Regions from separate parts of the Homo sapiens genome. Here region 2 is linked to region 1. A link is a loop called in an ENCODE intact Hi-C map of the cell type or tissue named here. Cell type or tissue: adrenal gland. All regions are shown on one strand. Links, peaks and the distances in the headings refer to the core of each region. The heading gives the core; the rest is flanking DNA.

What was found. Peaks named below come from ENCODE experiments on the same cell type or tissue, not always from the same donor. Only the 100,000 strongest peaks of a DNase experiment are listed, where the experiment ranks them.
Region 2: a loop joins it to region 1, with 2.3 times the contacts of the local background. A loop is called at or near these places in 1 of 110 quality-filtered maps.

The regions. Positions count from the first base shown.
Region 1 is chr14:21,189,202-21,194,581 of GRCh38, reverse strand. No RefSeq gene overlaps it. Among named protein-coding and RNA genes, the nearest start is that of LINC00641, 15 kb to the left of the region's middle. RefSeq lists an enhancer at 1,253-1,753. In adrenal gland, for the core only: no CTCF peak of the experiment used is centred there; a DNase peak (open chromatin) is centred at 2,481; H3K4me3 peaks cover 970 bases.
Region 2 is chr14:21,133,424-21,138,803 of GRCh38, reverse strand. It overlaps LOC105378175 (a long non-coding RNA gene), which reads left to right and starts at 2,928. Exons shown (of 2, transcript XR_943589.2): 1 at 2,928-3,021; 2 at 3,240-3,421. In adrenal gland, for the core only: a CTCF peak has its summit at 2,658 (motif pointing right); no DNase peak of the experiment used is centred there.

The DNA.
Region 1 (5,380 bases), core at 96-5,095:
TGTTGTTCCCCTCTGCTTCGAGTTGGTATTTGAATTTAAAAAATAATAAAATTAAATAAAAATAAAAATAAATGGATTTTGTCCCCTTATAGGTAATGCACCTTTGGCTGATTTCAAGATGTTTTCTTTGTCCTTAGTTTTCAAAAGTGTGATTATGATGTCCTTGTTCTGGATTTCTTTGGGTTCATCTGTCAAGAGTTTCCTCAGCTTCTTGAATCTACGTTTACGTCTGTTGCCAAATTTGGGGAACATCCAGCCATTATTTTTTTGAAATTTGTTCATCCCCACTCTCTTTCTCTTTTCTAAGACTCTGATCACACAAATGCTAGATCTCTTTTGTTATTTTCCAACGGTACCTAAGGCTCAGTTCTTTTTTTTTTTTTCTTCCTGTTGTCCATGTAGGGTAATTTCTACTGTTCTGTCTTTATATTTACAGGTCCTTTCTTCTGTTATCTCCATTCTATTTTTTTTTTTTTTTTTTGAGACCAAGTCTCACTCTGTTCCCCAGGCTGGAGTGCAGTGGCATCATCTTGGCTCACTGCAACCTCCGCCTCCCAGGTTCAAGTGATTCTCCTGCCTCAGCCTCCAGAGTAGCTGGGATTACAGGTGTGCGCCACCACACCCAGCTAATTTTTTGTATTTTTAATAGACATAGTATTTCACCATGTTGGCTAGGCTGGTTTCAAACTCCTGAGCTCAGGCGATCTGCCTGCCTCGGCTTCCCAAAGTGCTGGGATTACAGGCATGAGCCACCGCTCCCAGCCGCAGCTCTCCATTCTATTTTTAGCCATCCAATTTGTTTTCAATTTCAGTTATTGTGTTTTCAAATTTTAAAATTTCCATTTGGTTCTTATGTCTTCTATTTCTTTGCGTAGATTTTCTAATCTTTCATTTGTTGTATGCATATTTATAATTGCTCATTGAAGCATTTTATTATGTCTACATTAAAATCCTTGTCAGATAATTATAAGATTTGTGTCATCTTGGTGTTGGCATCTGTTGCTGTTACGAGATCCTTGGGGTGTCAATTTTCTGGCCTGAAACCTCTGGCCAGTGGTGCCTTTGCCTGAGTTTTGCTCAGGCCTGCTGGGCTCATTCTGCCCACTTGGATTTGCAGGCTGCACTCAGCTCACACTACCAGCATGGATCCCACATCTGCCAAGGGTGAGTCAGGCATGGAGTGGTGAGGGGTGTGTGAGCAAGCATGGGGTCCAGCCACTGCTGCAGTCAGACATGCTAGCTGCTGCAGTGGGGCCAGCAGCTCCGGGTGCTGGCAAGGGCCCTGGCTCTCTGCGAGGCTGTGGCTGGACCAGGCGCACTGCAAGCAGCTTCCCTGGCTAGCACCAGGAAATGCAGTGGTGTCTGGAAGCCTGGAGACGCCAGGCACTGCAGGACCCCAAAGAGGGAGTCACAGTCCTGGCTTGGGGAGCTCCTAGGTCTGGGCTCCCTGAGGAGTCACAGCTCTTCTCTCCTCTTCACCTGCAACATGGCAAGCAAGGGGCATGTTTCAGCCCTGTTTGTGTTATAGCTTTTTTAGCTCCACCATTCGGTGGGTCCCGAGTTCTTGTCCTGTGACCAGGAAGAATGAGGTATGCAGACAAGTGGAGGGTGAGCAAGATGAAGAGGAGCTTTATTGAGCAATAGACAACTTACTGGAGACCCACAGCGGGGTCTGCAGCCAGGGTGTCCCAAGAGTGTTCAGCTCCTAGTAGAGAGGAGGCACTAAAGTGGGTTTCTCTTTTCTGCAAGCAGGTCTTCCAGTCCTCTTCCCAGCTCTCAGTAGAGAGGAGGACTTGGAGTGGGTAGCTCCTCTCTGCAGCTGGTTGTCCTGTCGTCTGCTCAGCTCTGGCTGAATCCAGGGCTTTAATGGGTTCATAAAAGCCCTCAGAGGGGAGGAAGTGTGCACTATTGGTCCATGGGCAGCCATGGGTGACTGGGAAAAGGCACCACAAGTTCCTACTCCATGGGACTGTTAGCCCAGCCCCCAGTCCTCCTTGGCCTGAAGGTGGGGTCTCACCAGGGACCTACCCTCTTCCACCCAGGAATCTGTCTGCCTCCTGCTGTCATTTATGGTATCCTCCCAGACTTTGCTCTGAGATGGGAAGGGGGAACAGCAGGGAGAAGCCAGGCAGTGAGAGCAGGCGCTTTCAAGCCTACGAGGGCAGGGGGGCATTCCCGGGTCCCCAAGAGTGCAGGGATGTCTGAGTCTCCAGCCAGGGTTTGGGTGGCGGCAGCTGCGTGTGGGGTTGGGGGAGGGGGGACAGGACTCCTGCCTGCTCTTCTGAGTGGGAGGCCCAGGTCTGCAGCTGCAGTTTTGGTGGCTGCAGCTGTGCCCTGGAGGACAGGGATCCTGCCTGCTCCCAGCCCCGAAAGAGCGCAGGGAGGCTCGGATCTGCAGCCACAACTTGTGCAGCTGCAGCTCCGCCCAAGAGGGCGGGGCTCCTGTTTCCTCCATGAAGTGGGAGGCCCGGTCTGCAGCCACCGTTTGGGTAGCCGCAGCGGCGCCCAGGGACGTCCTGCCCCAGTTCAGAAGGGGCAGGGCTCCCGCTTGTTCCCTCCGGCTCCACTAAGCATGCAGCCCCAGGTGCCTCCCTGCTGCAGCTGGTGTGATGGTAGTGGCAGACCATCTGGAGCAGCCGCTGCCATCATTGCCTCATTCAAATGGAGGTTTTTCTGGGTTCTTGGTATGACAAGTGATTTTTTTTATTGTATCTTGGACATACTGGTATTATTTTATGATTTTCTGGATCTTACTGAAATTTTATATTTTAGCAGGCCTCCACTGACACCTTGCTAGTGGAGGAAGGAAGGGGACACCATCTTGGTTTTTTTTTTTTTTTTTTTTTGAGGCAGAGTTGCACAGGCTGGGGTGCAGTGGCACGATCTTGCTTCACTGAAACCTCCGCCTCCCTGGTTCAAGAGATTCTCCTGCCTCAGCCTTGCGAGTAGCTGGGATTACAGATGCCCACCACCACACCTGGCTAATTTTTGAAGTTTTAGTAGAGATGGGTTTCACCATGTTGGCCAGACTGGTCTTGAAATCCTGACCTCAGGTGATCCACCCACCTCAGCCTTCCAAAGTGCTGGGATTACAGGAATGAGCCACCATGCGGGGCCTGGACACCATCTTGTTACCACTGGGTGGAGGTGGAAGTCCATGCTTCTCCCTGAGCCTCTGCTGACATGAGGAAAGGTGCCTCATTTTTGCTGGGTAGGGGTAGAAATGTAGACACCCGATTCAGCCTCCACTGCTACCACCGGTATAGGGAGGGGGGCACTGTTGCTGCCAGGCAGGGGTGGAAATCTAGACACCCAGCTCCGCTTCTGGAGACACTGCAGGAAGGCAGAATGGTGCTTCATTATTGCTAGGTAAGGTGGAAGTATAGGCTCCTCATTCAGCTCTGACTGCAGTTTTTGCCATGAAGTTTGGCTGGAGTACTGTAAATGCTGTCAAAAGATTTTCTCTCCTACTAGGCCACCCATTTTCCAGTTCTTTGGCTGGAGAAAGAATTGGGGCTTGGGGGACAGTTTTATCTGCCATATAATAATCAGCTGGCAATTTTAAAAAACAAGCCTCTGGGATTTTAAGTGGGATTGTATAAGCAAAATGGAATAAATCTTTAGAATTCTGATTCTTCCAATATATGAAAATGTTATAACCCTCCATTTGTTTAGGTCTTTAATTGTTTTAATATTATTTACTCGCTTTTAGCATACAGATCTTGCACATCTTTCATTAGAATTAATTTATTTTGGATACTGATGTAAATGCTATAATTTAAGATAACTTATTTTCCAATTAATTTTTTAACAATAATTTATTTTTATGTGTTGATTTTGTATTCAGGTCCTGCTAAATTTATTTGTTCTGTATATTCATTTTGAGGTTTTTTTATTTTTTTATTTTTATTTATTTATTTTTTTGAGACGAAGTCTCCCTCTGTTGTCAGGCTGGAGTGCAGTGGCCCTATCTCGTCTCACTGCAACCTCCGCCTCCTGGGTTCAAGCGATTCTCCTGCCTCAGCCTCCTGAGTAGCTGAGACTACAGGCACCTGCCACCACACCCAGCTAATTTTTGTATTTTTAGTAGAGACGGGGTTTCACTGTGTTGGCCAGGCTGGTCTCGAACTCCTGACCTCATGATCCACCCGCCTCGGACTCCCAAAGTGCTGGGATTACAGGCATGAGCCACCGCACCCGGCCTCATTTTGAGTTTTTTATGTTGGCTGTGAATAATGAAAATTTTGTTTCTTGTTTTCCAGAACTTACATACTTATTCCTTATTGCCTCATTGCACATTGTTAAATATAAATTGTCCAGTTTAATGTTGAATCAAAATAGTGACAGAGGATAAACTCATTTTATTCCATATCTCAAGGGGAAACCTTTTTTTTTTTTTTTTTTTTTTGAGACGCGGTCTCGCTCTGTAGCCCAGGCTGGAGTGCGGTGGTGCAATCTCGGCTCACTGCAAGCTCTGCCACCCGGGTTCATGCCATTCTCCTGCCTCAGCCTCCTGAGTAGCTGGGACTACAGGCGCCCGCCACCACACCTGGTTTTTGTTTTTTTTGTTTTTTTTTTTTGAGACGGAGTCTTGCTCTGTTGCCCAGGCTGGAGCGGGATCTCGGCTCACTGTAAGCTCCGCCTCCTGGGTTCGCGCCATTCTCCTGCCTCAGCTTCCTGAGTAGCTGGGACTACAGGCGCCCTCCACCACGCCCGGCTAATTTTTTGTATTTTTAGTAGAGACGGGGTTTCACCGTGTTAGCCAGGATGGTCTTGATCTCCTGACCTCGTGATCCTCCTGCCTTGGCTTCCCAAAGTGCTGGGATTACAGGCGTGAGCCACCGCGCCCGGCCAGTGGGAAAGCTTTTAATATTTGGCAATAAATATTTTGTTTGCTATGCTTTTTTATAGTAATCTTTTCTCAGATTAATTAAGGAAATACTCTTTCATCACTACTTAAAAAGGTTTCTAAAAAAGTTTTTATTTATTTTGTTTCTATTGCTGCTGAACAAATTCATAGCAAAGATTTTTTTTTTTAAATCCTGAATGGGTATAGCATTTTATCAAATGCTTATTCTCCATCAGTTGTGACAAGTGCATTTTTTTTTTTTAAGTATTTATTGATCATTCTTGGGTGTTTCCCAGAGAGGGGGATTTGGCAGGGTCATAGGACAATAGTGGAGGGAAGGTCAGCAGATAAACATGTGAACAAAGGTCTCTGGTTTTCCTAGGCAGAGGACCCTGCGGCCTTCCGCAGTGTTTGTGTCCCTGGGTACTTGAGATTAGGGAGTGGTGTTGACTCTTAACGAGCATGCTGCCTTCAAGCATCTGTTTAACAAAGCACATCTTGCACCGCCCTTAATCCATTTAACCCTGAGTG
Region 2 (5,380 bases), core at 161-5,160, 56 kb after region 1:
CATACATTAGAATACCCCACAGCAATGAAAGTGAACAAACTATAGCTAACCACAACTTTGTGTCTTATGTGAACAAAGCCAGACGCTAAAAGATATATATATTTCCATTTATACAAAGTTCTCAGATTAGGTGGAAAAAGGATTCAAATAGTAAAGAATTGATTACCATAAAACTCAAGAAAATGACTACTTTTGGGGAGAGGCAGGTGACTCCAACTGGTAAAGGGCAGAAGGGGAGCTACTGGGTTGCTGAGATTGTTCCACTTCTGGAACTGGGTACTCATTGCATGCAAGGGTGTTCACTAAGGTAAACATTTATGTTTTATGCATTTTTTTTCTAAATGGTTGCTTTATTTGGCAATGAAAAAATTTAAAAATACTTCTTGCAAACTGTAGTTTATGAATTGAGATTCCTGTGAAATGCTAAGTATCTGATAAAGCATAAATTCTGGGTCTATTTCTTACTAATATCTAGAACTCTTTGAGAGAAAAAACATACAAATGTTACCTAGAGTAAGAAATGAATGTGGCTCTCTATATGTCACTGAGCTGTATAAAGACACTCTTGTGTATTAGAGTTCTCCAGAGAAACAGAACCAGTATACACATACATATATAACCATTTATATCTATATATCAATATATACACACACACACACACACACACACATATATATACACATATATAGTCACGCATTGCTTAACAACAGAGATACATTCTAATAAAAACATCGTTGGGTGATATCTTTTTTTTTTTTTTTTTTTTTTTGAGATGGAGTCTCATTCTGTCTCCCAGGCTCCCAGGCTGGAGTGGCGTGATCTCTGCTCACTGCAATCTCTGCTTCCTGGGTTCAAGCGATTCTCCTGCCTCAGCCTCCTGAGTAGCTGGGATTACAGGCGTGCACCACCATGCCTGGCTAATTTTTGTATTTTTAGTAGAGACAGGGTTTTGCCATGTTGTTCAGGCTGGTCTCGAACTCCTGACCTCAGGTGATCTGCCTACTTCAGCCTCCCAAAGTGCTATTACAGGCGTAAGCCACCGTGCCTGGCCCTGTTAGGTGATTTCATCATTGTGTGAACACCACACAGTGTACTTACACAAACCTACATGGTATAGCCTGCTACATACCTAGGCTATACGGTATAGCCTGTTGCTCCTAGGCTACAAACCTGTACAGCATGTCACTGTGCCAAATACTGTAGACAACTGTAACACAATGATAAATATTTGTGTATCTAAACACGTCTAAACATAGAAAAGGAAACGGGTTGTGCTATGATGTTATGAGGGCTATGACTTCGCTAGGCGATAGAATTTTTCAGCTTCATTATAATTTTATGGATCAAGCATCGTATATGAGGTCTGTCATTGAGCAAAACACCATTGTTTGGGTTATGACTATATATATACAGAGAGACAGCGGGGGGACTGAGTGGGGGCAGAAGAGAGAGAGAGATTTATTATTAGGAATTGAATCACGATTATGAAATCTCACAATCTGCTATCTGGAAGCTAGAGACTCAGTAAAGCTGGCAGTATAATTCAGTCTGAATCTGAAGGCTTGAAAACCAGGAGGGCTAGACGTGTAAATCCCAGTCAGAGAGCAGAAGATGAGATGAGATGTCCCAACTAACTCAGGCAAGCAGGCAGCAAAAAGGGTGAATTCCTCCTTCCTTTGCCTTTTGTTCTATTTAGGCCCTCAACAAGTTGGATGGTGCCCACTCACATTGAGGAGAGCAATCTACTTTACCGGTCTGCTGATTCAAAGGATAATCTTGAAACACTCTCACAGACACACCCACAAATAATGTTTAATCTGGGCACCCCCAGGCCCAGTCAAGTTGACACATATAATTAATCATTATACCCTAGTAATAGGTACAAACAATATTAGCCCTTCCACAGATATGAAAGGAATGTGTTTTAGCATTTATTTATTTATTTCTTGAGATGGAGTCTCGCTCTGTTGCCCAGGCTGGAGTGCAGTGGTGCGATCTCGGCTCACTGCAAGCTCTGCCTCCCGGGTTCACGCCATTCTCCTGCCTCAGCCTCCCGAGTAGCTGGAACTACAGGCGCCTGCCACCATGCCCGGCTAATTTTTCTGCATTTTTAGTAGAGATGGGGTTTCACCGTGTTAGCCAGGATGGTCTCCATCTCCTGACCTCGTGGTCCACCCGCCTTGGCCTCCCAAAGTGCTGGGATCACAGGGAGCTTTTATTTTTAATTGTGGTTTACCCTTATTATTAATTTTTAAAATTAAAATTAATCTGTTCTTAAAATTTTCTCTAAAGTTGATAACATTGACTTATACGATAAAGCCTAAATTCCTTAGGGCTGCCTTCTCATTCATCTCATCTCTTGGTACCTTTCTCGGAGTTTATGCTCCAGAAACACTGATCTATTTGTGTTTCCCAAAATACACTGTATTTCCTCAAGCCTTTTTTCTTTGGATCATATTGTACTCTTTGCCTGTAACATTTTCCTTTGAAAATTTCTACACATTCTTCAAGTTTTCTGCTGAAACGCTACCTTCCTGTGAAGACATCCTTTTGCTAAGCATTAATACTCCTAATAACTTTGTGCATACTTCTATTAAAGGAATTATCTAAGTTTCCAATATTATAAGTATAAGATAATTCCTCTCCTTCTCCACTAGAGGGCAGAGACAGCTTTTTCCCCCCATTTTTATTTCTAGTGGCATGGGGGACTTACAATAACTAGCCAAGTTACTGTATTTGTTGAGTTAATTAAGATGACTCTTAATCCATGATGCATTCTAGATCCCTTCCCAGGGTTGTAATTATTGCACTGGTGGCAGTAAATCAGCTTTCTATAAGTTGTGCAATTTGGGGTTTAAAAATATCTCTAGGCCGACCCCTCCTTTCAGTAACAATGCATCCTCCAATATGCAGGAACTTGTGAAGAATCAGAACACACCTGCGACTGCTAAGATGGCAAGTGAACTCAGGTTGCTGGCTGCTTCTTCTGAAATCAGTCCTGCAGAAAATACAAAGTAAGAGGTAAGCATAGACTCCAGGAATTAACCATCATTACCACTACCTCTGTAAGAAACCCCAGGGAAAACTAGAGACTGTCTTGCACTGAAGTGTGTGAGAAGGAGTGGGAGAAGATGGGAGTGGGAAGAGCAGGGGAAGGTAGGGTAGACTGTGGTCTGGGCAGAGGGTAGCAGTGAGAGTGAAGAAAGGCTTCTTAAAATTCTGCTTCCCCCTTTCTGCAGGTTTGCTTTGGAACAGTTGTTGCCTTTGGCTTCACAGTAAAACTCATGGCAACATCCTAGACCGCTGTGGATGGTATCTTCAGAGGCTGTTTTAAGGAGCTGCAATATGTTGCTTCTAACAACTGCATAATACTCAATTATTTTATCTGCTGCATCCTACTATATACTTTACCAATGCTGTACACAGTTGTCTCCAAATTCCTTGGCAGTATTCCTCCAAACTTTTTCTTTTCTGGTTTTTTTTTTTTTTGTTTTTTTTTTGGTTTTTTTTGAGACAGAGTCTTGCTCTGTTGCCCAGGCTGGAGTGCAGTGGCACGATTATGACTCACCTGTAGCTTCACCCCGCTGGACTCAAAAGATCCTCCCACCTCAGCCTTCCAAGTAGCTGGGACTACAGGCACACATCCCCATGCCTAAGTTTTTAAAAATTTTTTGTAGAGATGGGGGTCTCACTATATTGCCTAGGCTGGTCTTGAACTACTCCTAGACTCAAGTGATCCTCCTGCGTTGGCCTCCCTAAGTGTTGGGATTACAGGTGTGAACCACCACACCCAGCCTTATTTCTTTTTCTGCTTAAATTAGTCAGTTAATGTCTGTTTTCTGTAACTATTAAGCCTGACCTTTAGTGGAAACAAAACTGGAAGAAGGAAAAATATTAGGAGGTTATTAAAATAAACCAGACAAGACATAGTGATGATGCGGGCAAGAACATTTGAGATATAAGAGTTGTTGGGCTAGGGATATATTTTGGACATAAACAGGACAGGAAAGGAAGGAAAATAAAGTAACCAAGCATGAGTCCTAGGTTTTGGCCACAGCAACTGTAATGAATGGTGATGTCATTTATTGAGATGGGAAATAATAAAGTAGAATTTTTATTTTTATTTTATTTATTTATTTATTTTAGGATGGGAATGTAAAGTTCTGTTTTGGAGGCGGGTGTGGTGGCTCATGCTTGTAATCCTAGCAGTTTGGGAGGTCAAGGTGGGTGGATCACCTGAGGTCAGGAGCTCGAGACCAGCCTGGCCAACATGGTGAAACCCCATCTCCACTAAAAATACAAAAATTAGCTGGGCATGGTGGTGCACGCCTGTAATGCCAGCTACTTGGGAAGCTGAGGCCGGAGAATCACTTGAATCCGGGAGGCAGAGGTTGCAGTGAGCCGAGATCACACCACTGCATTCCAGCCTGGGCCACAGAGTGAGACTCCGTCTCAAAAAAAAAAAAAAAAAAGTTCTCTTTTGGTCATGCTATGTTTCTGGAGACCCCTATAAGACACCCAAGTGGAGATGACATATGTGTCTGGGGTTCAGTACAGAAGTCTGGACCTGCAAACTTATAAAATCAGCAGCATAAGGGAGTATTTAACATCATGGGCCTGGATGAGATCATTAGGGAAATAGTGTATGTAAAAAAGAGGACCAAGAAATGTAGCCAGAGGCAATTGATATTTAAATTGGGAAGACAAGGAGGATCCAACAAAGAAGACTAAGAAGCAGCAGCCAATGAAGTAAGAAGAAACCAGAAGAATGTGGAGTCTCTGATAACAGATGAAAGCATTCTTTCAAAAAGTATGGTGAAGTCAAGTATATCACATGTCACTGAAAGTTCTATCAGATGAGAACAGAAAATTTAATACGAAATATAGGGAAATGGAGGTAATTAATAAAAATATTTTTAGGACAGTGGTGTGGAAAAAAGCCAGGGATTTATTTCCTTTGTCACTCCCTGCCCCCAACTTTCTCCTTTTTCCTGCCTGGAACTAAGATAAAATGAAGACTGAAGTTAGAATTGCCATACTGGGTCATAAGGTGAACTTGAGGATGGAAGTTTTGCACTAAAGATGACACAGAAGGAAGATAGAAGGAGCCTGGGTCCCTAGTGACTATATGGAACTATAATATCCACTTCTCGACTTCTTTCACATAGAGGAAAACAAACCCTATCTTATATATGCTACTTTAATTTGGGTTTTCTGTTATATGTGACTAGACCTAATTCCCACTGACATAGAAGGAGAGCAAAGAAAAGAGGCAGTGTCGTGATAGAAAAAGAAAAGCTGCTTTTTTTAAATTGACAGATAACATTGTATATACACAACATGATGTTTTAAAACCTGTATATATAGTGGAATGGCTAAA